Regions from separate parts of the Homo sapiens genome. Here region 1 is linked to region 2. Evidence: chromatin loops called from intact Hi-C (ENCODE). Cell type or tissue: ascending aorta. All regions are shown on one strand.

What was found. A loop is a pair of places that touch in the nucleus more often than their neighbours do. Peaks named below come from ENCODE experiments on the same cell type or tissue, not always from the same donor. Only the 100,000 strongest peaks of a DNase experiment are listed, where the experiment ranks them.
Region 1: a loop joins it to region 2, with 5 times the contacts of the local background. A loop is called at or near these places in 10 of 110 quality-filtered maps.

Annotation. Positions count from the first base shown.
Region 1 is chrX:115,689,359-115,691,858 of GRCh38, forward strand. No RefSeq gene overlaps it. Among named protein-coding and RNA genes, the nearest start is that of PLS3-AS1, 130 kb to the left of the region's middle. RefSeq lists an enhancer at 311-1,065. In ascending aorta, a CTCF peak has its summit at 1,457 (motif pointing left); a DNase peak (open chromatin) is centred at 1,423; H3K4me3 peaks cover 897 bases; H3K27ac peaks cover 1,834 bases.
Region 2 is chrX:115,232,581-115,235,080 of GRCh38, forward strand. LRCH2 (leucine rich repeats and calponin homology domain containing 2) reads right to left here and starts at 1,516. Exons shown (of 21, transcript NM_020871.4): 1 at 1,113-1,516. The coding sequence starts at 1,461. In ascending aorta, no CTCF peak of the experiment used is centred here; DNase peaks (open chromatin) are centred at 1,141 and 1,461; H3K4me3 peaks cover 1,824 bases; H3K27ac peaks cover 1,678 bases.

The DNA of each region.
Region 1 (2,500 bases), 460 kb after region 2:
CGCCAGCACATCTGACTATTTTATTTTTATTTTTATTTATGTATTTTTTTGAGATGGAGTCTTGCTCTGTTGCCCAGGCTGGAGTGCAATGGTTTGATCTCAGCTCACTGCAACCTCCGCCTCCCAGGTTCAAGCGAGTCTCCTGCCTCAGCCTCCCGAGTAGCTGGGATTACAGGTGTGTGCCACCATGCCCAGCTAGTTTTTGTATTTTTAATAGAGACGGGGTTTCACCATGTTGGCCAGACTGGTGTCGAACTCCTGACCTCAGGTGATCTGCCTGCCTCGGCCTCCCAAAGTGTTGGGATTACAGGTGTGAGCCACCACGCCCAGCTTTATTTTTAGTTTTTGTAGAGACAGGATCTTGCTATGTTGCTCAGGCTGGTCTCGAACTCCTGGCCTCAAGCAATCCTCCAGCCTTGGCCTCCCAAAGTGCTGGGATTACAAGAGTGAGCCACCATGCCCAGCTGCTTTTGTTTTTTTAAACAAATTACAGCGTTAGCCTCACTCTGTATTCTTGCCTCATCCTAGATAAACTTACTAGGATTCCCAATAATAGAATTACCCTCACTCCCTCATAGCATCCAATTCAGAGCATAGCACTAATTCCTTATATCCTCTCTAAAACCACCTAATACAAACTCAAATCTTAAAATAAATCCTTTCTAACACCCTTTTCTGGAGGTGCTCCATGGTTCCTTCAGTGAACAACAAATCCCGCTTGTTTCACTGCCGAGATGTTCCTGGTATTTGACTCTGGAAACAACTGACTTCATCTCCAGATTGTTCGCGTGGAGAGCAATGAGAAAATACACTGGAATTTTCACCCCTACTTACATGCCCAAAACTAGTCTCCTCCTCTCTACTTTGTCTTTTCTGACTTTGTCTTCTCAAAAGAGGAAAATAATTTTGCAGTATACCCACTTCACTCCTGGAAGGAGTTCAAAGTACTTAGCATGAAATTAATTATTGTAAAGGTTTAACTGTGAGTAATTGCCCTAAATGAAGTTTGGATTACTTCTTCTGTTTGAAATGACCTGTGTTCGGGAAGCTTGCTGAGGATTCCTAGAGACTTCCTTTGAAAAACATTTTCCTGTAAAAATGGAGTCTCTGTATTTTCCCTGTATTTCCATAAAAAGTCTCAGATTTCTTTCCTGATTAGAGTGGTTTTCCTTAGAAGACTTAAGTGTGGAGAGAAGGTATAATAAGGACAGATATCACTATGGAAACAAGTTAGATAATCATAATTGTATTTGCTAACATCATTATCAAAATAAGAACAAATTTGAAAAGATTCATACATGAAGAGGATCTTTCACCAAACTTGGTACATTCCTTTTGCTTTGTCTGGCTGGCTGTTGTTTTTGCTTTGTTTGGCTGGCTGGTGTTAACTACTTGGGGGTTTTCTGAGTCAGCGTCATGTTATACTCATGGTGAAGAGGTCCTGCCATCTAGTGGCCAAATTGCAAAGTGCTACTAGCTTATTTAAAATTGAACCCAGTGTTCAAGGAGCGCAGCAGGTACACCGCACTCCTTGGGCTTCCATGAAATACGAACAAAGCCTCAGCTATTTCAAGATGCAAGGAATCCTTTAAACTTTTGGGAAACAGTCTGTCTTTTGTGGGAAAACAAAGTCTTCATTTGGGAAGGACTGATTTGACCTTGAAGCTGAGGTCACTTTGACCCTATCTATATATGTTTGTGAGTCTCTGTTCTGAAACCAGGAGGGGATATATTTAGGCAGCAGGATTCTGGGAGCACAACAGGTGAGAATGTGGATTTTAGGAACAGTCCTTGCCAGCCTGGGTTTCCACTACACCCTGCAAAGGTGCAGCTGAATTTGGAGTGGTTAGGGTTTGTGTTCCAGAGGGCCAGAGATAATTGTGGAGTTCCAGGGGATGCAGGGCCCAGAGAGGTGAGCTTGATGACTGAGCTTAGGGCTAGGAAGATCAAAATGTGTCAGCAGGCCAGGAGCTGGGGCCATGAGGGAAACTAATCCTCAGGGCTCTGAACAGGAGCTAAATTGGAGAGAACAGGAGCAAATTATAAACCAGGTCAGGATGGTCCTGGCCTCTAGCTGAGAAAAGAATTGGAGTATACTGAGCTTGCCTTTACTGACCTTGAAACTGGACAGGTGGCCGGGTGTGGTGGCTCACACCTGTAATCCTAGCACTTTGGGAGGCTGAGGTGGGTGGATCACTTGAGGTCAGGAGTTCGAGACCAGCCTGGCCAACGTGGTGAAACCTTGTCCCTACTAAAAATACAAAAATTAGCCAGGTGTGGTGGTGGCACCTGTAATCCCAGCTACTCGGGAGGCTGAGGCATGAGAATTGCTTGAACCTGGGAGGCAGAGGTTGCAGTGAGCCGAGATCACGCCACTGCACTCCAGACTGGGTGACAGAGCAAGACTCCATCTCAAAAAAAAAAAAAAAAAAAGAAAGAAACGAAGAGAAAAGAAAAGAAAAAAAGAAACTGGACAGGCACAGAGAAGGGGAGTTGGAGG
Region 2 (2,500 bases):
TCTAAAAACTGAATACATCTGAAATTGTCTTGTTTTGAAAATAAGTGGTATTTTACTACTCCTCATTATGGGTGAATTTACTTACTATATTGTTTCAAAATGACGACATCTATTAAAATAATTTTGTCCAGATTTATTTCAGCAAAGCAGATGAAAACAGAAATAAATAACAAATTTAAAGATTATAAAAAGTAAAAAAAAACCTTTCATCAAATCAAGACATATCTAAAATAATCCAGCATTGGTTTATAAGAGAGTGTGTCCCTAACAAAAAATGCCAGCCACAACAAAGACTACCAGAGAGTATATGAAGAACATTACAATAGCCAATTTCTCACCCAAAGTGATAAACCTTTAATCCACAACTCCATAAAGAATGGAGATAATTTTTTCTCAAAAATACCCTTAAAATTGTTGGCTTTCTACTATAAAAATTAAGACTCTAAGATAACTCAAAACAAGGATTAGCTTTCTTCTAGTAAGCAGACATGTAAGTGATTGATGATTTAATTTACCACTGCAGCAAATACTAATTTAACCACCACTACCTTCTCAACACCAGGAAAATGAAAAATCTCAGTCTTTAAAGGCATACGTGACAAGAAAGAAGCCAAGAATATCGTAGGATGATTAAACCACACAGAAAAACCATGGCAATCCTGCTGCTGTACTCTGAAAAAGGATATGCCATTCTTTCAGGCACGTATGCCTTTAAGGAATATGTAGAGATTATGATTTTTGTGTTTCGTTTAGTTTGGTTGGGTTTGGTTTTCCGGGAAAGACGGGAAGATCCAGGAGAGTTGAAAGAAGTGCATTAAGGAAGGTGTCAATGACTCCCTCCCACCCAAACTGGGGAAACTTGCTTTAACAATGATGCTCTTTCACCCCTAACATCCTACCAGTTTCTATACATCCTTCAGGCAGCATTCCTCCCCTCCCCTATTGCTTGATTCGCCCCTCACGTTCAGGAGAACGGGCTGCCCCGACTTTGTTAGTCTGGCGGTCCCCGCGCACCCGCCCAGACCCGCAGAGTCCAACAACGCAGCCACGCAGCCACCCACTCCCCGCACCTCCTCCTTCACAGCCAGCTTCCCCTCCCCCCGTCCTGTCACCTGCTTGGGTGGTGTCCGTCAGGTCGTAGCCGCTGCCCGGGAAGTCTCGGAGTTTCCGACCACTGAGGCTCAGGATGCCGGAGCTGCCCGCCTCTTCCAGGGCCCGGTCCAGGCTCCTCACGGTGTGCTGAGGCTGCAGGCTCCCCGGGTTCCACGGCGGCCCGTTGGGGAACGGCTGACCGAAAAGAGTCGGTACCGGGATGGGGACCACCAGGGTCCCGCCGCCGCCGCCGCCTCCCCCTCCAGCCCCGCCACCTCCCCCTCCAGCCGTGCCACAGCCACCGCTACTTCCACCTCCACCACAACCGCCGCCCCCACTGTTACCGCCTCCTCCCTGACTCGCCGCCATGTTCCTGGGAGAGAGAATAGCCCCCGACAATACTGTCAGCCTGTGCCGCGAGTGTAAGGGGTTCTTAGGACGCATGCGCAGACTGGGGGCGGGGGGTGGGGGGCGAGGTAGAGAGTGGGAAGGAACCAGGGGGCGGGCTGGGAGGAGGTGTTGGATAGAGAAAAGATGATGTTTGAAAGTGCAGAACGCTTGCTTTAAGAAATGTATGATAAGAAGGATGCTAAATCCCGGTTCTGCTGCTTTGGGTACCAAAGTCTTGCGAAACGACACCAGGCGAACTATAGGTCATCTGGGCTGTATGTCCCCAACTCTCTAAGTTGCTTCACTGTTTCCGTTCTGCAAAACAGAAACAAATATATGAGCTAGGGATGAAAGGGATTCGTTTCAGAATATACAGAAACAGCACTTAGAAGGGCTATGGGGCAGCTTATTGAGAAGCTTACTGCAAATGCCTCAGGAATCCTTTACCAGTGTTAGAGAAACGCTGGGGAGTCACTTGGGGAGGGAAATGAGTGCAGTGTTGAGTTTGGGGCATATATGAATTTCTCCATAGTTTAGAATTCTATAATAGGAAAAGATTTGTAAAATGTTTTCAAGGAAGCCTCTCGTTTCAATGTATGTAAGTCTCAGCCAGACTGTTGCCTTCCAAAACTTGGAAGAGTTATCCACATTCTGTTCTATCACTCTTTGAAGTTGTGCCAAGATCTCCAAAATACCTCTAGTTTCTTCTCATCGTGTCAGTACTGCCTGATGAAAATCTCTTTGATCATCAAACAATCTTAAGTTATTTCTGAAATACAGGTTTTGTTTTTAGATGGAATTCTGAAGATTTAACCCTGGGTATTATGAAGCCAATCGATCTTGAATTTTAGGAGTTCATTCTCAGAACCTGAAGATATTTTTAATGTAGAAGACATAGAGAAGAAAGTTCAAAGTCCTTTATCTGGCATTCCAGGCCTCCATAATTTAACCCCAGACTATCTAGCCGAGTTTATCACCCAACCATTTAGGCCACTGCCATCCCTTTACCCACTACCCT